2 separate regions of the Homo sapiens genome follow, and region 2 is linked to region 1. A link is an interaction called in ENCODE POLR2A ChIA-PET data of the cell type or tissue named here. Cell type or tissue: PC-9. All regions are shown on one strand. Links, peaks and the distances in the headings refer to the core of each region. The heading gives the core; the rest is flanking DNA.

What was found. ChIA-PET counts read pairs that join two places held together with the same protein. Peaks named below come from ENCODE experiments on the same cell type or tissue, not always from the same donor. Only the 100,000 strongest peaks of a DNase experiment are listed, where the experiment ranks them.
Region 2: POLR2A ChIA-PET joins it to region 1 with 27 read pairs; 2 of 35 experiments call an interaction of 5 or more read pairs at or near these places.

Annotation. Positions count from the first base shown.
Region 1 is chr10:13,367,041-13,378,737 of GRCh38, forward strand. No RefSeq gene overlaps it. Among named protein-coding and RNA genes, the nearest start is that of SEPHS1, 25 kb to the left of the region's middle. In PC-9, for the core only: a CTCF peak has its summit at 5,035 (motif pointing right); no DNase peak of the experiment used is centred there.
Region 2 is chr10:13,551,103-13,562,799 of GRCh38, forward strand. It overlaps LOC105376422 (a long non-coding RNA gene), which reads left to right. Exons shown (of 3, transcript XR_930675.1): 2 at 1-96; 3 at 5,997-6,068. Among named protein-coding and RNA genes, the nearest start is that of BEND7, 28 kb to the left of the region's middle. In PC-9, for the core only: no CTCF peak of the experiment used is centred there; a DNase peak (open chromatin) is centred at 6,059; H3K27me3 peaks cover 3,083 bases.

The DNA of each region.
Region 1 (11,697 bases), core at 553-8,552:
ACCAAGCTCGGCCAGTGGTGAAGTACGTGTTAACGGCCTTGTCATTAACCCATTGTCAAGACTCCAAGAACCCTCCCCCTGGCTGGTGAAAGAAAGTCCTGCCTTTTGCAATGCCTCCTGCTCTGAAATTCCTGTAAATGCCAAGGTGCTTCCATGTCCCAAAAATCAAACTTAGTTATGGCTCACCAATACTCTCATTATCACCCTTGAAATGTGAAAGGTGGGCCAGGTGTGGTGGTTTATGCCTGTAATCATAGCACTTTGGGAGGCCGAGGTGGGTGGATCACCTGAGGTCAGGAGTTCGAGACCAGCCTGACCAACATGGTGAAACCATGTGTCTACTAAAAATACAAAAATTAGCTGGGCGTGGTGGCACGCTCCTGTAATTCCAGCTACTCAGGAGGCTGAGGCAGGAGAATCGCTTGAACCCTGGAGGTGGAGGTTGCAGTGAGCTGAGATTGCAGCACTGCACTCCAGCATGGGCGACAGAGTGAGACTCCATCTCAAAAAAGAAAAAAAAAAAAAAGAAATGTGAAAGGTGAATGCCAGAGACTCAAAGACGTCAAGAACAACCAGCATCTCTTCCAGTTTTTTTTGAGATTTTGTGCTTTAATTAATCAATTAATTATTTTTAGAGAAAGGGTCTTGTTCTGTTGCACAGGCTGGGTACAGTGGTGTAATCATAACCCATTTTTATCTCAAACTCCTTCCTTCGCTCAAGTGGTCCTGTCTCAGCCTCCTGAGGAGCTGGGACTACAGGTGCACACCACCTTACCTAGCTAAATTATTTTTATTTTTCTTAATAGAGACAGGGTCTCTCTGTGTTGCTTAGGCTGGTCTCAAACTCCTGGCCTCAAGTGGTCCTCCTCTCTTTTTAATTAAAAAAAATTAAAACTGCCAACGATTACAAACATAAGCGGTATAGTTAAAGCGTATATGTCTAATAATTTAATGCTTTTCATACACACACATGCAAATCAGTGCAATATAATTATGCTGTTTACAAGACAATTAGGAGTCTTATAATAAAAGTACACCTTTGCATTTCAAAAATATGAGACTTTGACTTCAGAGGGAGAAGAATTTTTTCTTTTCTTGTTTTTTTTGAGACAGAGTCTCAAAAAGAGTGCAGTGGCAAGATCTCGGCTCACTTGCAAATTCTGCCTCCCAGGTTCAAGCGATTCTCCTGCCTTTGCCTCCTGAGTAGCTAGGATTACAGACATGCACCACTACACCCAGCTAATTTTTGGAAATTTAGTGGAGACGGGGTTTCACCATGTTGGTCAGGCTGGTCTCAAACTCCTGACTTCAGGTGATCGGCCTGCCTCAGCCTCCCAAAGTGCTGGGATTACAGGCTTGAGCCGCCGCACTAGGCCTGTGAAAGATTTCTTAAGATACAAAAAGCACAAATCAGAAGGAAAAATTTTGATAAACTTGACTCTATTAAAGCTTACACTTTTTGTGTAATAAAGAGGTACTTAAACCACATTAAAAGACAAGCCAGACCAGGCACCGTGGCTGAAGTCTGTAATCTGAGCACTTTAGGAGGCCAATGTGGGCTGATCGTTTGAGCTCAGGAGTTCGAGGTTGGCCTGGCAAACATGGTGAAACCCCATCTCTACAAAAAATGACAGAAAAGTTACCCAGACATGGTAGTGCACGCCTGTAGTTCCAGCTATTGGGGAGGTTGAAATGGGAGTATTACTGAAGCCTGAAAGCCAAGGCTGCAGTGAGCCAAGATTGTACCACTGCACTCCAGCTTGGGTGACAGAGCAAGGCCCTGTCTCGAAAAAAAAAAAAAAAGACAAGCCACAGAATGAGAGTAGATAGTCACACTGCATATAATCAACAAAGGAGGAACACTTTCTAGAATATGTAAAGAACTAAAAATCAATAAAAATATATCCAATCAAAAAATAACAAAGTTATGAACAGGGAATTCACAAAAGAAGCCATCTAAGTTGCGAATAAATACATGAGGCAGAGCACGGTGGCTCACGCCTGTAATCCCAGCACACTGGGAGACAGAGCGGGGTGGATCACCTGAGGCTGGGAGTTCAAGACTAGCCTGACCAACATGGAAAAACCCTGTCTCTACTAAAAATACAAAATTAGCCAGGTGTGGTGGCACACGCCTATAATCCCACTTACTTGGGAGGCTGAGGCAGGAGAATAGCTTGAACCCCGGAGGCAGAGGTTGCAGTGAGCCGAGATTGTGCCATTGGACTTCAGCCTGGTCAACAAGAGTGAAACTCTGTCTCTAAATAAATAAATAAATACACGAAAAGATGCTCAACCTCACCAGTAATCAGGAGAATGCAAATTAAAGCTAGATATCACTTTACAGCCACTGCACTGGCAAAAATTAAGTCCAGTGAGTCTTGATCACATATTGTGAGGAACATGGGGAAATCAGAGGTCTCTTATGCTCAGGGCAGGACTGTACATCAGTAAAGCTGTTTTGGAGGGCAATTGGATACTTTCTAGTAGAGGTGAAGACACATATATCCTCTGATTCATTAGTGCCGCTTCTAGGTGGATGTTCGTGCACAGAGTTGCATACGAAGATGTTTGTAATAGCAAATAATCGGAAATAAATGTTCATTGAAAAAGGAGTAGAAGGCCGGGCATGGTGGCTCACGCCTGAAATCCCAGCCCTTTGGGAGGCCAAGGCTGGTGGATCACTTGAGATCAGGAGTTCAAGACCAGCCTGACCAACATGGAGAAACCCCGTCTCTACTAAAAATACAAAATTAGCCGGGCGTGGTGGCGGGCACCTGTAATCCCAGCTACTTGGGAGGCTGATGCAGGAGAATTGCTTGAACCTGGGAGGCGGAGGTTGCGGTGAGCCAAGATCACAGCACTGCACTCCAGCCTGGGCAACAAGAACGAAAGTCTGTCTCAAAAACAAAAAAACAAAAAAACAAAAAACAAAAACAAAAAAAGGAGTAGAAAAAATAAATGTTGCACATTCATATCACAGAATACTATATAGCAGTCAAAATTATGAAGCAACTCTAAATGTATCAGCATAAAGGAACCTTAAAACGATGTTAAGGAAGCTGTTTAATAAGTTTGGAGTTTCAATTTAGGATAATGAAAAAGTCCTGGAGATCGGTGGTGGTGATGGTAGCCCAATAGTGTGAATGTACTTAATGCTACCGAACTGTACGCTTAACATGGTTAAAACGGTATTTTTTTTTTTTGAGGCGGAGTTTCACTCTTGTTGCCCAGGCTGGAGTGCAGTGGCGTGATCTCAGCTCACGGCAACCTCTGCCTCCCAGGTTGAAGTGATTCTCCTGCCTCAGCCTCCCAAGTAGCTGGGATTACAGGCATGCACCACCACGCCTGGCTAGTTTTGTATTTTTAGTAGAGACGGGGTTTCTCCATGTTGGCCAGGCTGGTCTTGAACTCCCGACCTCAGGTGATCTGCCCTCCTCAGCCTTCCAAAGTGCTGGGATAACAGGCGTGAACTACTGTGCCTGGCCTAAAATGGTAAATTTTATGCTGTGTATATTTTACTATAATTAAAAAGCATAGTGTTAAGTGAACAGAACAAGTGCAAGATAAAATGCATTATATGATGCCGTTCGTGAAATCTGAAAACACTAAATAATAATACTACTACATACTTACTGAATGTGTTTATCTATGACCAGAATGAGAAGGACTCACATAAAATGCATGATATTCTGACTTTTGGGAGGGAGGGAGAAAAGCCAGAAGTAGAGGTTATGCTTGAACTTCATAACATTTTATTTATATTTATTTATTTATTTATTTACTTAAGATAGAGTCTCACTCTGTCGCCCAGGCTGGAGTGCAGTGGCGCGATCTCGGCTCACCGCAACCTCTCTCTCCTGGATTCAAGCGATCCTCCAGCCTCAGCCTCCCGAGTAGCTGGGACCACAGACGCCTACCACCATGCCTGGCTAATTTTTGTCTTTTTAGTAGAGACGAGGTTTCGCCATGTTGGCCAGGCTGCTTGAACTCCTGACCTCAGGTGATTTGCCCGTGTCGATCTCCCAAAATGCTGGGGTTACAGGCGTGAACCACTTCGCCCAGCACACATTTTATTTGTTTTAAAAAACTAAGAAAGGCTGGGCACCCATGCCTCTAATCCCAGCAGTTTGGGAGGCTGAGTTGGGAGCATTGCTTGAGCTCAGGAGTTCATGACCAACCTGGGCAACACAGGAAGACCCCATCATTATTTAAAAAAAAAAAAAAAAAGAAAGTATTTTAAGACCAGGCCTGATGGCTCATGCCTATCATACCAACACTTCGGGAGGCTGAGGTGGGGAATCACTTGAGTCCAGGATTTCGAGACCCACCTGGGCAACACAGAAAAACCACATCTCTACAAAAAAATTTAAAAATTAGCTGGACATTTTGGTGTGCACCGATAGTCCCAGCAGTCAGAAGGCTGAGATGGGAGAATCACTTGATCCCAGGAGATCAAGGTTGCAGTGAGGTATGACTGTGCTACTACACTGCAGCCTAGGTGACAGAGCAAGACCCTGTCTAAAAAAAAATACAACAAAAAAAAGAAGTGTAAAGGACAGAGTGTTGAGACACAGCAATGATATCCTCCCCTGTTCTAGATGGGAAAAGACAGAAACTTATATAAGGTGAAGGAGAGAAATAAGTACAGTTTCACAGAACCTGGGGGAAAAGTATGTTTCTGTAAGAATGGAGTTATAAACAGCTTCGAAAGCCAAGTAGACAGGTGACTGGCAAAAGGTCACCATGACTGTGAGGTTTATTGTGGAAAATATACACAAAGTGGATAATCCTGAGAACAAAGAAAACACCCTGCCTTGCAAGGTCTCCCATGAAAAGCACCTCTTAGAATTTGAGGCTTGGTTGATATGTGAACTTTGTCACTTGATTGATTTAGAATGGCATTTCTCAATCTGGAGACTGCAGACATATTTAGACGAGATTCCCCTCCCCGCTCTTTAAAAAAGTCTGTGTATTAATCCAGATGAGACCTGTGGGTTTTGTGCAGATCCCCACTATGGCCGGTAGGAGGCAGCATAACCTAATGCTCTGAGTCAGGATCCTGTTGCTGGAGTCTGTGCTCTGGCCCAGGGGAGGAGGAGCAGCTCATCAGCTCTGTGCTTCTGTTTCTTTCTCTATATCCTGCAAAAGGCAGGAATTAACAGAGCTAAACACTCTCAAAATATTAAATGCTGTGGGGGCGCCAGGCATCACTGCAGAAACCACAGCTGAATATAACACTATTCTCCCTGCTGCTCTCTGGCCCTAGGATCAGAAAAGCTCAACACTTTTTATTTTTTTAAATAGATAAATAAATTTATTTTGAGACAGAGTCTCAACTCTGTCTCCAACTTTTATTTTCGATTCAGGATGTATATGTTCAGGTTTAGTATATTTCCATGATCCTGAGGTTTGGGGTACGATTGATCCTATCACCCAGGTACTGAGCATATCACCCAACAGGTGGGTTTTCAGCCCTTATCTCCTTGCCTCCTCCCTCCTTTCCCCCTTTTGGAGTCCTTAGTGTCTACTGTTCCCATCTTTATGTCCATGTGTACCCAAAGTTCAGCTCCCACTTATAAGTGAGAACATGCAGTATTTGATTTTCTGTTTCTGTGTTAATTCGCTTAGGATAATGGCCTCCAGATGCGACTTTGTTGCTGCAAAGGACGGGAGCTTGTTCTTTTTTATGGCTGTATAGTATTCCACGGTGTATATACACCACATTTTCTTTATTCAATCCACTGTTGATGGGTACCTAGATGATCCCACGTCAAAAATGTTACATTCAGCTGTGGCTCACATTATATTTCTATTGGACAGAGATTATATTTCTATTGGACAAAGCTGCTCTGAGCTATTAATAAGCAGGAAGTGTGTTGTGCATCTCTAAGAGGAGGTCATAGTAGGCAGGCAAGGTTTGGAAACACATTTGACCACAGAAGCATTTTTCACATAATATCTGGTTATCTATTTATTCTCCTTTATGGGGTTGCAAAACAAAATCATGTCCATTAATTTCCTTGATCTGCTTCGAGTCCCATTTAGTGGATGTCTACCCAGAAGTATGCTTCCCAAAGAAGTTAATTTTTTGTATGTGTGTCAGAGTCTCACTCTGTCACCTAGGCTGGAGTACAATGGCGCGATCTTGGCTCACTACAACCTCTGCCTCCCGGGTTCAAGCAATTCTCCTGCCTCAGCCTCCCAAGCAGCTGGGATTACAGGCACCTGCCGCCACGCCCAGCTAATTTTTGTATTTTTAGTAGAGACGGGATTTCATCATATTGGCCAGATTGGTCTCTTGGCCAGGCTGGTCTCGAACTCCTGACCTTGTGATCTGCCCTCCTCGGCCTCCCAAAGTGCTGAGATTACAGGCGTGAGCCACTGTGCTTGGCCTAGAAGTTAATTTATTGAAACAAATCAATGGAGGCTCTGCAAAGAAGCCCCTCATTGTTCTGATAGCTGTAACATGATGAAGACCGGCAGAAGCATCCTTCATGCAGCTGTCCACTGTGCAAGTGGTTTTAGCAAAACCAAAATGAAAGTACATTTTATCATTTCATTGTATCCCAGAGAATCATAGAAATTGAGATTTGAAAGGTATCTAATCCAATACCCCCAAGTCATATTCTTGATTGGGAACCAAACACCCAGCTGCCAATACTATGTCAAATGTTTATTGAGCATCCACTATGCTCCAGACACTTGTTTTACACTCACCAACAAACTTACCAAGCTGATTCTATAATGATCAGTACAATTTTGTAGGTATTAGGAAGATCAGAGAGGTTGGACCACCTCTTTGAGGTCACACAGCTGGATGGAGGCGCTAGCATGCTTCTCCACTATGTTCTGCTGCCACTGGGAAGCGAAGAGACTTGCAAACATACCAGGTATATTAATAATATTCCAGCCACTACAAATAGCAATGTACAGTGTTTGCACTAGACCAATGACAGTGGTAATACAGTGAAAAGAGTAATCATTTTTACCAGTTTCAGAGTACTAAGACAATAATGTGGAAATGAAAAAACTGCCAGGCTCAGTGGCTCATGCCTTTAATCCCAGCATTTCAGGAGGCCAGGGTGGGAGGATCCCTTGAGGCCAGAGTTCAAGACCAGCCTGGGCAACATAGCAAGACCTCATCTCTACAGAAAAAATTTTAAACTTAGCCAGGCATGCAGTGTGTGCCTGGGATCCTAACTGCTCAGGAGGCTGACCTGGGAGGATGGCTTGAGCGCAGGAAGTCGAGGCTATAGTGAGCTATGGTGGTGCCACTGCACTCCAGCCTGGCAGCCTGGGTGACAGAGCGAGGCCAGTTTCTAAAAGAAAAATATTGAAAAAAATGAAATAAAAAGTCTTGGGCAGGGCGTGGTGGCTCATGCCTGTAATCCCAGCGCTTTGGGAGGCCAAGGTGGGCGGATCACTTGAAGCCAGGAGTTCGAGGCCAGCCTGGCCAGTATGGTGAAACTGTGTCTCTATTAAAAATATAAAAATTACCCAGTCATGGTGGCAGGTACCTGTAATCCCAGCTACTCGGGAGGCTGAGGCAGGAGAATTGCTTGAACCCGGGAGGTAGAGGTTGCAGTGAGCTGAGATCGCACCATTGCACTCCAACTTTGGCAAGAGAGCGAGACTCCATCTCAAAAAAATAAAAAAATTAAAGAGTTGAAATTTAAGAAATACTTACAGTATTAAAATAAAATGTTCTAATAGCCACATTGAAAAAGTAAAAAGAAACAGATGAAATTAGTTTTAATAATACATGTTATTTAACCCAATACACTCCAAATAGTCTCATTTCAATGTGTAAGTAACATTTTTTAAATGGTTAAAAATGTCTTATTAGGTCTTTTAAATACGATGCAAATTTTACACCTAAGAGCTCATCTCAAGTGCTCAGTACCTATATGTGCCTAATGGCTGCTGTATTGGATGGTGTAGGCTCAGAGATTAAATACTGCAAGGAAACCCCAAATAGAACCTGAGAAGTCATCACGAAGTTACAGGGAAAATAATGGAAATGAGCAGAGGATACAATTGGGTTAATATAAAGGCCGAGATGTTAGAAGACAGCCTGTCCAGGAAAAGGCTTAGCTGACAGCACAGTTAGGTTAGATTAAAATGGACTCTGTTGCTGGGCACAGTGGCTCACGCCTGTAATCCCAGCACTTTGGGAGGCCGAGGTGGGCAGATCACAAGGTCAAGAGATCGAGACCATCCTGGCCAACATGGTGAAACCCTGTCTCTACTAAAAATACAAAAATTAGCTGGGCGTGGTGGCACTCATCTGTAGTCCCAGCTAGTCGGGAGGCTGAGGCAGGAGAATTGCTTGAACCCGGGAGGTGGAGGTTGCAGTGAGCCAAGATCGTGCCACTGCACTCCAGCCTGGGTGACAGAGCAAGACTCCATCTCAAAAAAAAAAAAAAGGTGGGGGGGCTCTATTATGCAAAAATGAAAGCTCACTGAGTTAATGACTGTTCCCAGCATTTCTCTTAATACTCCAGGCAGGGATCAGGAGAGACACTTGCGGTCTAGGCCAGGAGGTGGTTTGGTCTTGTGTTTATTTGTTGCTTTGAATTCTAGTTGAGTTGTTGCCGCTGTGTGTTTATAGGATGAGGCTGTGGAGAGTTTAGCCATTTTTTTTTTCAACTGCAAATGATGTGTGTCTATATGTACATGTGTGTATATAGAGTTTTTGTTTTTGTTGTTGTTTTTGTTTTTTGTTTGTTTTTTAAGAGACTGGGTCTTGCTCTGTTTCCCAAGCTGGAGGGCAGTGGTATGATCATAGCTCACTGCAACCTTGACCTCCTGGGCTCAAGTGACCCTCCCACGTCAGCCTTCTGAGTAGCTGGGACTATAGGTGTGAACCACCACACCTGGCTAATTTTTAACATTTTTTGTAGAGATAGGGTCTTGCTATGTTGTCCAGGCTGATCTCAAACTCCTAGGCTCAAGCAATCCTCCCACCTTGGCCTCCCAAAGTGCTGGCATTACTGGCATGAGCTACTGTGCCAAGCCTGCAAATGATGTATGTTAACAGTAACAACTTCTCAGACTCTTTAGCGAGAGATAATTTTAGCTCCCTGCCCCATTCTAATTCACTGGTTTCCAAACTTGTCACTGTGTCTTCATGCTGACATTCTAGGCACTCCTCGTCTCGGCTCCCCTATCTTTATTTCATCTTTGGGCTAGCTTTCCTCCCCCAGACAGAAGCAGCCTGGATGCTCTGCCTGTAGCTCTTATTAAACAGGCTTGAAATACCTGGTCCCCTCTTAACCTGCTCTGAAATATTTCTTCTTACACACCTCTGTAAAAGCATTTTACGATCCCCCATATTAATCCCTGTTTTTTTTTTTTTTTGTCAGCGCTGCATAATTGTACCATGAGCCACGATCCTAAGTCAAGAGACCTTTCTCTCACCAGTGCAGATGATTGCTCCCTCCAGGTGTGTAGGAGGGAGGATGGCATGGCTTTCATCAAACCGTGAGCTTTTTCAGAACTTCCAACCCACCATAAAGCTCATCTGAAGAATGTTTGCTTTTCCCTGTCAAATATTTCTCTGATCCAAAGTCTGTTAACAATTTAAACGTCAAATCCCCCTCTAAGGTTACTGAACGGGTATCTCTTTTTGTTATGAAGTGAAGGTGTGTAATTATTCCAGCCAGGTTCGAAGTCACCTGATCTGAGCTGGTCTTTCTCCTGGGGATGCTCTGTGAGTATTAAATTCCCAAGTTCCCTTCCCAAGCTGGCAGTGCGACATAACCAAACAGCTATCCGATAGCTGCTTTTGGAAGGCAGCAAACTTCTGCCAGGCTTAGAGGAACCTGTTTCACGCAAACATGCGCAGCTTATGGGGGATCATCTTGGGACTAGTGTGCAGGCCCAGGCAATTGAGTAAGAACTACGTACTTTCAATAACTTTTTGACGACTAAGCCTTTCTTCTTGAAGCCAGGATTTCTCTTATCTTTTCCCTTTCTTAGCTGCAAGAAAAGCATGTACATATTTTGTTGTTTGCAACCTTTCAAAAGTCCACTTTCTGGTTTTTGGTGCCTGAAACAACTTTTTTTTTTCTTTTCTTTTCTTTTCTTTTTTTTTTGTTTGGGATGGAGTCTTGCTCTGTCACCCAGGCTGGAATGTGGTGGCACGATTTCGGCTCACTGCAACCTCTACCACCTGGGTTCAAGCAATTCTCCTGCCTCAGCCTCCCTGGTAGCTGGGACTACAAGCATGTGCCACCACGCCTTGGTAATTTTTGTATTTTTAGTAGAGATGGGGTTTCACCATGTTGGCCAGGCTGGTCTTGAACTCCTGACCTCAAATGATCCACCCGCCTCAGCCTCCCAAAGTGCTGGGATTACAGGTGTGAGCCACCGTGCCCGGCTTGACTTTTTTTTCTTTTCTTTTTTTTTTTTGAGACAGAGTCTTGCTCTGTTGCCCAGGCTTTAGTGCAGTGGCACGATCTTGGCTCACTGCAACCTCTGCCTCCCTCGTTCAAGCGATTCTTGTGCCTCACCCTCCACCGAGTAGCTAGGATTACAGGTGCCCACCACCATGCCTAACTAATTTTTATATTTTTTAGTAGAGATAGGGTTTCACCATGTTGCCCAGGCTGGTCTTGAACTCATGGCCTCAAGTGATCTGCCCACCTTGGGCTCCCAAAGTGCTGGGATTACAGGCATGAACCACCACGCCTGGCCCTTTCTTTTCTTTTCTTTTCTTTTTTTAAGACAGATACTTGCTCTGTCACCAAGGCTGGAGTGCACTGGCATGATCTTGGCTCACTGCAACCACCGCCTCTCAGGTTCAAGTGATTCTCGTGCCTCAGCCTCCCAAGTAGCTGGGGCTACAGGTGCATGTGCCACCACGTGGCTATTTTTTTTTGTAGTTTTAGTAGAGACAGGGTTTCACCATGTTGGCCAGGTTGGCTTCTGGCCTCAAGTGATCCAATGGCCTCTGCCTCCCAAAGTGCTGGGATTACAGGCGTGAGCCACTGCACCTGGCTCATCTCTATTTTCTTTCGCCAAGAATCCTTTGTAGTACCCAAATTTCATGATGTCATGGGAGTGGAGTTAAATTGGAAGCACTTACATTATATGACCAATTAAAGTCCGCTTTAACTACAATGACTAATAGGTCAATCCTGTTAGTGTAACATTCTGTTCCTGTCAGGAAGTGGTTATATAATGCACAGCGGGACTGGTAGAAATGTTGGGTTTGTTCGTTTCTGGATAGTAAGTAATTAGCTTTAATTTGACTTTAAAAGTATTAGGAGGTGGCCAGGAGCAGTGGCTCACGCCTGTAATCCCAGCACTTTGGGAGGCCAAGGCAGGTGGATCACCTGAGGTCAGGAGTTCGAGACCAGCCTGGACAACATGACGAAACCCTGTCTTTACTAAAAAATACAAAAATTAGCTGGGTGTGGTGGCATGCATCTGTAATCCCAGCTACTCAGGAGGCTGAGGTGGGAGAATTGCTTGAACCTGGGAGGCAGAGCTTGCAGTGAGTACAGATTGTGCCACTGCACTCCAGCCTGGGGGACAGAGCAAGACTCCGTCTCAGAAAAAAAAAAAAAAGATACAATGGTCAATAAATGCATGAAAAGATGTTCAACATCGTTAGTCATTAGAGAAATGACAATCAAAGCCCCACTAAGATACCACTTCATACCCACTAGGATGACTAGAATCAGAAAG
Region 2 (11,697 bases), core at 2,321-10,320, 190 kb after region 1:
GCTATAGCAAATGCTAAAGGGAATTTTTCAAGCTGGAAGGGAATGACACTAGATGGTAACTTGGATCCAATGAAAATAATAAGGACACAGGAAATGGTAAATATTTGGGTAAATAGAAAAGGATATATATTTTGGTTTTCTGAATTTCTTTAAAAAATCATGGGATTGTTTAATGGAAAATAATAACACCGTATTATGGGGTTTGTAACATAAGTAGATGTACTATGACAAAAATCTCACAAAGTCTGAGGGAGTGGTAAATAAAACTAGAGTATTATAAGGTTCCTATATTTTATGTGAAGTAGTATGATTGTGACAAATTAGAGATGTATATTGAAATCCTTAAAACAACTGCTAAAAAATGTAAAAGACATAGCAAAAAAGTCAACAGAAAAATAAAAATGGAATACTACAAAATATTTGAAAAATCCAAAAGAAGGCAAGAAAGGAGGAAGAGAGGAATAAAACCTGGAAAAATAGAAGGCAAATAGCAAAATGTACACCTAAATCCAACCCTATAAAAATTACATTAAATGTACATGGATGAAAAAACTCCAGTTAAAAGGCAGAAATTATCAGACCAGCTGAAAAAGTGTGACTTAACTCTGTCTGCAAGAGGCACACTTTCACACTTTAGGTACAAAGACACCAATAGGTTGAAAGTCAAAGGATGGGCCAGGCACAGTTGCTCACACCTGTAATCCCAGCACTTTGGGAGGCCAAGGCAGGTGGATCACCTGAGGTCAGGGGTTTGAGACCAGCCTGGCCAACATGGAGAAACCCCGTTTCTACTAAAAATACAAAAATTAGCTGGGCGTGGTGGCATGCGCCTGTAGTCTCAGCTACTTGGGAGGCTGAGGCAGGAGAATCGCTTGAACCTAGGAGGCAGAGGTTGCAGTGAGCCGAGATCATGCCACTGTACTCCAGCCTGGGTAACAGGGTGAGATTCTGTCTCAAAAAAATAAATACATAAATTAATTAATTTAAAAAAAAGAAAGTCAAAGGATGGAAAAAGATATACCATGAAATCAATCAGCACAAAAAATCTGGAGTGGCTGTATTTATGTCAAACAAAATAGAATTCAAGAAAAGGAGCGTTAGCAGAGAAGAAAAGAGACATTTCATAATGACAAGAGTGTAAATACATCAGGAGGACCAAACAATTACGAATGACTGTATGCTAAATAACCGAGCTTCAGAATACATGAAATACAAACTGTCAGGATTATAGCAATAAAAAAATAGACAAATCCACAATCATTGCTGGAGATTTTAACATATCTCTCTCAGTAATTGATAGAACTAGGAGACAAAATCCATAAGGCTATAGAAGATCTAAACCATACCATTAATCACTTTGACCTAAATGACAACTTTGGAACACTAAGCCCAAGTGGAAAATTCACATTCCTTCCAAGTGCAAATAGAATGTTCACTTAGATGGACTAAATGCTGGGTCATCAAACAAGTCTCAATAAATTGTTGATAAATATTGGATTCTGAAAGAGTATGTTTTCTGACCACAACAGAATTCAATTAGAAATCAGTAACAGTAAGATAGCTAGGAAGTTCCCAAATATTTGAAAATTAAGCAACACACTTTTAAGTAACACATGAGGCAAAAAATAAATCATAAGGGAAATGAGAAAATATTACAAAGTTAGTGAAAATACAACATAAAAAATTTGTGGGTTGTATTTACATCTTTAAATGCTAATATGAGACAGCAAGAAAAGCTTAACATAAATTATCTTAAGATTCCAGTTTAAGAACCTACAAAAAGACAAGTTAAACCCAAAGCAAGAAGGAAAGAGTAAAAAGCAGATATCGATGGGAAAAAAAAATCCAGAAGCAATCTATAGAGAAAATTATAAGCAAGCCAGAAGGAATTATTTGAAAAGGGTAATAAAATAGATAAAATTCTAGCAAGACCTATTAAGAAAAAAAGGGAGAAAATATACATTTTCAGTGTCAGGAATGAAAGAGCGTATGGATATCACTACAGATCCTATTGGCATTGAAGGATAAGAAAATAGTGTGAACTATCTTAGGTTGATATATTAACAACTTAGATAAAATGGCCAAGTTCCTTAAAAAGTAAAATCTAAGTTGGCACAATATGAAATAAAAAATTGGAACAACCCTTTTTAAATACATTGAATTTATTATGAAAAATATTTTCACAGGCTGAGCATGGTGGCTCGTGTCTGAAATCCCAGCATTTTGGGAGGCTGAGGCAGGAAGATCACTTGAAGCCAGGAGTTCAAGACCAGGCTAGGCAATAAAGGGAGACCCTATCTCTAAAATAAAAAAAGCCTGGGCGTGGTGGCTCACGCCGGTAATCCCAGCACTTTGGGAGGCCGAGGATCACTTGAGGTCAGGAGTTCAAGACCAGACCAGCCTGGGCAACATGGTGAAACCCCGTCTCTACCAAAAACACAAAAAAGCCAAGCGTGGTGGCAGGTGACTGTATTGCCAGCTACTCAGGAGGCTGAGGCAGGAGAATCACTTGAACCCAGGAGGAGTTAATAAATAAGTATATTGGCCAGGTGCAGAGGTTGCAGTGAGCTGAGATCATGCCACTGCACTCCAGCCTGGGCAACAGAGTAAGGCTCTGTCTCAAAAAATAAAATAAAGGACAAAGAAAGAATTTCTGATTTTTTCATTTCTATTCAGTTGGAAGTTCATCACAATAATGCAAGACAAAGAAAGAAAAGACATAAAAATAGGAGAAAAAGTAATAAAACTTTCTATTCACAGACAACGTGATTGTTAATGTAAAACTCCTAAGGAATCAATAAATAATAACAGCGAAACTACTAGAATCAGTGAATGAGTGTACAAAGTCTTAGGATACAAAGTCAGTATGAAAAAATCAATTGCATGTCTATGTACTAACAGCAAACAATTAGAAAATAAAAACCAATTTCATAAGCTAAGGGGAAAAGTCAAGCTGGGAACTGCTTAGGGCAAACCTACCTCCCATTCTATTCAAAGTCATCCCTCTGCTCACTGAGATAAACGCATATCTCATTGCCTCCCTTGGGAAGGCTAATCAGAAACTCAAAAGGATGTTAATCATTTATCTCTTATCTACCTATGACCTGGAAGCCCACTCCCAGCTTTGAGTTGTCCCGCCTTTCTGGACTGAACCAATATTCATCTTACATATGTTGATTGATGTGTCATGTCTTTCTAAAATGTATAAAACCAAGCTATGCTTACCACCTTGGATACATGTCCTCAGGACCTTCTGGGGCTGTGTCACATGCACATGACCTTAACTTTGGCAAAATAAACTTCCTAAATTGACTGAGACCAATCTCAGATATTTAGTGTCCACAAAAGCATGCAACAGTATTTACTAATATATTTTTTAAAAGATGTTCAAGATCTTTACGCTGAAAATTATTTAATGTTTTGAGAAATATTTAAGAGACTCAAATAAATGCTACAGTTATGTGGGTAAGGGCCACATGAGAATAGGAGGACATGGAGAAGAGGGTGTGGAGAAGGGCAGCAGCAATGGTGACTGGACATTGGCTACATATATGGAGATAAATAAGTATATTGACCAGGCGTGGTGGCTCATGCCTGTAATCCCAGCACTTCGGGAGGCCAAGGTCACGGGATTGCTTGAACCCAGGAATTTGAGACCTGCCTGGGCCACATCGTGAAACCCTATCTCTACAAAAAAATAAAAAATTAGCCAGCTCTGATGGTGTGCACCTGGAGTCTCAGCTACTAGGGAGACTGAGGTGGGAGGATCGCCGAGCCTGGGAGGTTGAGGCTGCAGTGAGCCATTATCATGTCACTGCACTCCAGCCTGTGCAACAGAGCAAGACCCTGCCTAAATAAATAAAAAAGAATATTAATGATAGTAGAGACCAGCTTTCTCATTGTCAGAGAAGGGAATTACAAATATGGAAAGCAGAAAGCAAGAGTGAACCAATAGCTGGAATTGGTGTGAATTCATGGCTTTATAGAAAGATATATACATACGCATACATGTAATTTCTAGTTCTGCCCACTGACAAGACTTGAACATGTCAACACCTCAATATTATTGAGCACACCTAAAGACCCAATCTTGATTTCTGAAAACCATTCTCCACCAAAAACAAACAAACAAAAATATCCGAGGCTTTTTGATGAAATTAATAATTTGCAAACCGGGACAGGGGATGCACAAAATGAGCCTGGAAAGTTTTGTGCAAAAAAATAAGGAAGTCCCCAAAATAATGATGGGGCTCTGTTAAAGGGCATAGAATCCAGTTGGAATGGGCTCCCCGCTGGTCAAATCTGAGACAAACAACATCAAAATTAGTAGTAATCATAACAAATTATAGCCAAGCACGGTGGCTCATGCCTGTAATCCCAGCACTTTGAGAGGCCAAGGCAGGCAGATCATTTGAGGCCAGGAGGTCGAGATCAGCTTGGCCAATATGGTGAAACCCTGTCTCTACCAAAAATACAAAAATTAGCCACTTGTGGTGGCGTGTGCCTGTAGTCCCAGCTACTCAGGAGACTGAGGCAGGAGAATCGCTTCAACCCGGGAGGCGGAGATTGCAGTGAGCTGAGATTGCACCACTGCACTCCAACCTGGGTGACACAGAGCGAGACTCCTTCTCAAAGAAAAAAAAAAAAAAAGTAATCGTAACAAATTATAACTCATCAAATAAAACAGGAACCCATGAGTCCACATTTGGTATAAAGAAATGTATACCAATGTGAATAAATTGTAAGTTAGATGAGGAACAGATATTTACATAGGTTTACCTTACCTCTTCAAAAACTAATATTAGTATTAATTCCAGAGGGAAAAACAGTCACTTACAGTGGAGAATCATGGCCAACACCTTCTTAATCAAATGACCAAACATAATACTAACATAGAACAGGCAAGCCCCAACATTGAGGCTTAGCCCAGAAGGGTTCTTGGCTTTGCCTGGGAAAGAATTCAAGGGTTAGCAGGTGGTGTTAAACAGCAACTTGGCAGCATACAGCAGCAGGAAAGGTGCAGCTCCTTGTGAAGCAGGGTTACCCCAAAGGCAGTGTGCCAAGAGAAGCAGCTTGGAGGTGGTTCTGCACTAATATTTATGCCTGTTTTAACTATACACAAATTAAGGGGCAGTTTATGCAGAAATGTCTAGGATGAGGGTGGTAACTTCCAGGTCATCAGGCCGTTGCCATGGAAAGGCCTTGTAATGTCCAGGTGTTGCCATGGCAATGGTAAACTGATATGGCATACGGATGGGTGTATCTTATGGAAAGCTGCTTCCCCTGGGAACCTGTTTTTGCTAGTCCTCAATTTGGTCCTGAATCTGAGCCCTGCCTCTGGAGTCAAGTTTTGCCTCCTACCTCAATATCACTGGTAATGGGACAAATAGACATCAGAATCCCCTGATGGAATGCCATGGGAACACAGCATCACTTCCATGATTCACAACCCAAATCTAGTCATGAGAAAACACTGGAAAAACCAAAATGGTGGGATATTCCTCAAAATAACTGTTCTATAGTCATCAGACTTGTCAAGTTCATGAAAATCGAGGAAAGAGTCAAGAACGATTTCAGATGGAAGGAGAGTAAAGAGATATGACAAATAAATGCAACGTATAATTGTGGACTAGCTCCTCTTGTATTAAAGAGATTATTGGGACAACTAGAAATTTAAATAGGGTAAAAGGATTAAGTAGTAGTAACGTATTAATGTCAACTTCCTGATTTTGATGGCAGTGTTTTGACTGTGCAGGAGAATATCCATCTGCAGGAAATATACACAAAAGAATTTGCTAACAAAGCTGTAGGTTTTTGGCTTTCTCCTGTCTGCTAAGTAAGTTACCACTCCATCATCTGTTTTCCACTTTTCTAAATTTTATTTTATTGATTTATTTTATTTTGTTAATAATCTTTATCTGTTATTTCCCCCCCATTCATTCTTTTTGTGTTTATGTGTTTTTTAATTACTCAATATCATTTTTGTTTGGTTTCAGGAGTGAGCAAATAAAAATGCTTCTGTTTAATCTACCATGAAAAACTGGAAGTCTCTCTGAGCTGTCATAAATCACATCACTGTGTGAGTCATAGAAGTAGAAAGTGAAAGGGAAGGTATCATAACTGGAAAAAAAAGCAGCAGTTGGAGAGAGGGGACAAATACAAAAGATATTTATATATCTTTATTTATTTATCGAGATGGAGTTTCGTTCTTTTTTTTTTTTTTTTTTTTTGAGACGGAGTCTTGCTCTGTCACCCAGGCTGGAGTGAAGCGGCGCGATCTCGGCTCACCACAACCTCCGCCTCCTGGGTTCATGCCATTTTCCTGCCTCAGCCTCCCAAGTAGCTGGGACTACAAGTGCCCGCCACCACACCCGGCTAATTTTTTGTATTTTTAGTAGAGACGGGGTTTCACCGTGTTAGCCGGGATGGTCTCGATCTCTTGACCTCGTGATCCGCCCACCTCGGCCTCCGAAAGTGCTGGGATTACAGGCGTGAGCCACCGTGCCCAGCCGGAGTTTCGTTCTTGTTGCCCAGGCGTGAGTGCAGTGGCGCCGTCTTGGTTCACTGCAACCTCCACCTCCCAGATTCAAGCAATTCTCCTGCCTCAGCCTCCCGAGTAGCTGGGATTACAGGCATGCCCCATCACGCCCGGCTAATTTTTTTGTATTTTTAGTAGAGACAGGGTTTCACCATGTTGGCCAGGCTAGTCTTGAACTCTTGACCTCAGGTGATTTGCCTGCCTCGACCTCCCAAAATGCTGGGATTACAGGCGTGAGCCACTGCACCCAGTCAGATATCATTTAAACAGAACTCTACTATTTTATATCCTTGTATACATAGTCCTAACGAACATGCTTGTTTAATCATTCTGCTATACAGAGAATGCAAAAAATTGTTTTGCACAAACCCATGTGGATTGTTATAAAATAATACGTTTTATTGCTGCTTAAATGCCAGTCCTCCTCAACAAAATATTAGCAAATCAAATTCAACAATGTATAAAAAAGTATACACTAGGACTAAGAGGGATTTGTTTCAGGTTTGCAAGGCTGGTTCAACATTTGAAAACTGATCGCTGTAATCTATCACATTAGCAGGCTGAAGAAGAATCCCATGATCCTATCAGCAGATGCAGAAAAATAATTTGACAAAATCCAACACTCATTTATGAAAAATCTTTCAACCAACTAGAAATAGAAGGGAACTTCTTCAACTTGATAAAGAATATCTATTTTAAAAATCCCTAGAGCTAGCATCATGCTTAATGGTGAGAAACTAGATGCTTTCCCACTAAGATCAGGAACAAGGCAAGGACGTCTGCTGTCACCACTCCTATTCAACATTGTACTGGAACTCCTAGATAATGCAATAAGACAAGAAAATGACATAAAAAGTGTATAGGTTGGTAAGGGAGAAATAAAACTGTCTTTGTTTGCAGATGACATGACTGTCCACATAGAAATACCAAAGAATCAACAAGAACTGGCTAATAAGTGATTATAGTAAGGTTGCAGGATACAAGGTTAATATGCAAAAGTCAATTGCATTCTTATATACCAGCAATGAACAAATGGAATTTGAAATAAAATACATAAAGCCATTTACACTAGTACTCACAAGTTAAATACTTAGGTATATATCTAACAAAATATATGTAAGATCTATAAGAAAAACTACAAAACTCTGATGAAAGAAATCAAAGAAGCTCTAAATAAATGGAGAGATATTCCATGCATGAAGATAGGAAAACTCAGTATTGTCAAGCTGTCATTTCTTTCCAATTTGATCTACAGACTCAGTGCATTCCATAGACATAACTAGTTGTTCCATAGTGTGTGTGTATGCATGTGTTGCTTAATGATGGGGATACATTCTGAAAAATGCGTAATTAGGCCATTTCATGGTTGTGCAAACATCACAGATATACTTACATACCAAGATAGTATAGCCTATTACATACATAGACTAGATGGTATAGCCTATTGCTCCTAGGAGATAAACCTGTACAGAATTTTACTGTACTGAATACTGTAGGCAATTGTAACACAACGGTATTTGTGTACTTAAGCATACCTAAACATAAAAACTACAGTAAAAACCTGGTATAAAAGATAAAAAACGATATAACTATATAAGACACCATGAATGGTGCTTGCAGGACTGGAAATTGCTCTGGGTGAGTCAGTGAGTGAGTGGTGGGTGAATGTGAAGGCCTAGAATGTTACTATACACTATCACAGACTTTAAAAGCCCCATAGCCTTAGGCTACACTAAGTTTATTTTTAAAATATAGTAATTGCTCCATGATCTTATGACATCTACAATGTCATCTGGTGATAGAAAATTTTCAGCTCCATTATAATCTTATGGGACCACTGTTGTGTATGTGGTCCACTGTTGACTGAAACACCATGATGTTGCACATGACTCTGTGTGTTTGTGTGTGTGTGTGTGTGTGTGTGTTCCCAGAGAAACCTGACTAATACAATGGCTAATTGTCTACTACTAGCTCTACTATCCTTCTTGCCTCCTTCTTGTCTTCAACCTGAATCAGCTTTCAGCTAACCTCAATTTACAGAGAAGCAGATAATTAACATTGAGGTATTGTTGTGTGAAGTTGATAGGGTCTATATACCTTTTACTTTTTTTTTTTTTTTTTTTTTTTGAGACAGAGTCTCGCTCTTGTTGCCCGGGCTGGAATGCAGTGGAGTGATCTTGGCTCACGGCAACTTCCACCTCCCGGGTTCAAGTAATTCTCCTGCCTCAGCCTCCTGAGTAGCTGGGATTACAGGCACCCACCACCATTCCCAGCTAATTTTTGTATTTTTAGTTGAGATGGGGCTTCACCATGTTGGCCAGGCTGGTCTCGAACTCCTGACCTCAGGTGATTCGCCCACCTCAGCCTCCCAAAGTGCTGGGATTACAGGCATGAGCCACTGCACCCGGACCTCCATATTTCTTTTAACAATAATGTCTTCAAACAAAAAGAAAGGAATGCTAAAAACGAAAGTTTATTCCACCAGGTTGGTGGACTGTATCATACATATGCATTTGATTCTATATACATAGATATGTGTTTTTATTTATTTTGGTTTTGGTTGAATGGTCATTGCTCCAACCAAAAAGATATGTGTTTTATTTATTTTGTTTTTGGTTGGAGGGTCATTCTGGATGTCAGTCTCTGCCTGCTACAGATAGTGGGCACCTACCTCAGCAGGCTGTCTCTTGCAGACTCTGGGTTTTTCTCAGATTAAGAACCCAGACCCACTAGCTGTAGACCTAGTCTGTGGCTCTAAGACAGACATTTAATATTGATGATTCCCTCCAACCTGAGCCTGCTTGCGGCTTCCAGCCTGCGACCTTCCCTAGCTTATACAACCAGGCTTCGGCCCTGGTTCCTTGTTTGTGCTTTAGCAATCTGGTAGTTCTGGAGCCATGACACAAGCTTAGGCCCATTTGGCTAGATTGCGATTTTCTGTGTAGCTTTTGCCAGCTTCTGTGCCCCAGAGTGTCTGATACCATTCATTCTACTTCTATTTCAACTTGAATAGACTTCTCTTGGACTCTGATTCTGGTTCTGCATGACTAAGTTGCTGCCATTACTCAGTGACTGTTGAAGTTGTGCCCTCACTTAGCAAGAGAGACCTCCTGGGTGGATCCAACTTGAACTGTTTCCAAGTTTCTCTTGCTCTGGTGGATACTGTGACATGCATCCTGGGACTCAATGTTGTTTCTGGGTTGGTTCCAGACTCCCTGTTTCCAGTTCATTCCCTGGTCCCTGATGGGGAGCTTCTGGGATCCAACATGCTTCACATTTTGGTCTGCAAGGGTTAGGGAATAGTTATCAAATCACAGCACACAGAAGATTGGGAGATAAGCATAAAGGATATCTTAAGTAAAAAAGTGACAAGATGAAAGTGGCATTTTGGGATGATTAATCTCCTAGTGCTGTGCGGGACAAATCAGAAACAGGGCCAGGTGCAGTGGCTCACGCCTGTAATCCCAGCACTTTGGGAGGCCGAGGCAGGTGGACCACTTGAAGTTAGGAGTTCGAGACCAGCCTGGCCAACGTGGCGAACACTCATCTCTATTAAAAGTACAAAAAATAAGCCAAATGTGATGGCGCATGCCTGTAATCCCAGCTACTCGGGAGGCTGAGGCAGGAGAATTCGTTGAAACTGGGAGGTGGAGGTTGCAGTGAGCTGAGATCGTGCCCCTGCACTCCAGCCTGGGCGACAGAGCAAGACTCCATCTTGAAGAAAAAAAAAAAAAGAAGACGCAGGGTACACTGTCTCACATGTTAATCCATTAATTGAGGCATTTCGTGCTTAAGACCTGGCCTAGGGTAGTAGTGAACATGAGAAGTAATGAATCTAAAATACTTCATGCAAATTGCAAATAAGATGCTATTTGCATAAAGATGTTCACTGCAGAATAACTTATAATAGCAAAAGCTTGCAATGACCTAAATATCCAGCAACACAGGAGTGATTTAAATAAATTCTGGTTATAGTCCACTTAATGAAATATTACATAACTAAAGAAGCCACAATGAAGACTGTCAATCAAAATGTGAAAGTGGATGTGATATGATTAAATAAAAGAAAAAACAGGATGCAAAATAATAGGTGCACAATTATTACAAAGTCTATACACATGCAAATAAAATATGCGCCCTAATTTTATTAAGTGGTAACAGTAATTGTGTGATAGAATTACGTATGATTTTATTTTCTCCATTTGCTAAATTCCTATAATATGGTTGTATTAGTTTTAAAGGTTCTGTGATTCTAACTTCCTATTTAGAGTAATTTTACCTCTAATTTCAGTGATCATTTTGATAAATTTATTGGTGCCCTGATATATCCTAGGTCCTGGAATGAACCTTGAGGGAGGGTAAACAGCCATTTTGAGAAAGTCATGTTGTTTGTTTTTATTTTTTCATCAAGGGCCAAGCCAAACCTGCCTTTGGCAGTTGAGGCCCTTGATGAAAAAATAAAAACAAATAGCAAAACATTGTTTTCCAGGCAGCCCAAGAAGACCTACTTACTGGAAACTTATGCATTGGATTTATGTCGATTTCTAGCATAGCTGGGCCACAGCTGCCTCCCCGGCCACCAGGTGCCCATACTTTGTACTCATTTTCCCTTTCTCTGGGGGCTACAATAGGAACTAATGTTAAAATCAGCAAGCCCTAAGCATTGTTGAAATCAACGAGCCCTTACCACAACTGGCATGTTTTTTCCCCTTAATACTGCTTGTTTTTCATCTCTACCTTGAGGCAGTATTAACTTAGTTGATAAAATCATGGACAGACCTGGTTTGAAGTTCTGGGTGTTCTGCTCATAGCTGTGTGATCGTGGGTAAGTTACTCGACCAAGCCGTGTCTCCATCAGCTCCGGGTGTGATATTGCTACCTTATAGAATTGCGGAATGATGGTAAAGAGGCCCAGGAAGAGTTATCAGTAGAGCTATTTTGCCATCATTCAACCTCACCAAGTTGCTGCTGAGGGAGAAGGGTGCTGGCCTCTCAGTGGATCCTGTATCTCCATTTGGGGGAGGTCAGGACAGGACTGTGCACAAAGACCCTTTATGTTACAACTTGACATGTTTTCTGAAATGCCGCCTGCATTCATGACTCTCCTGGGACAGTTTAGATGTCACTATCATCCAGCATCTAGATACTCTTATGCAGCT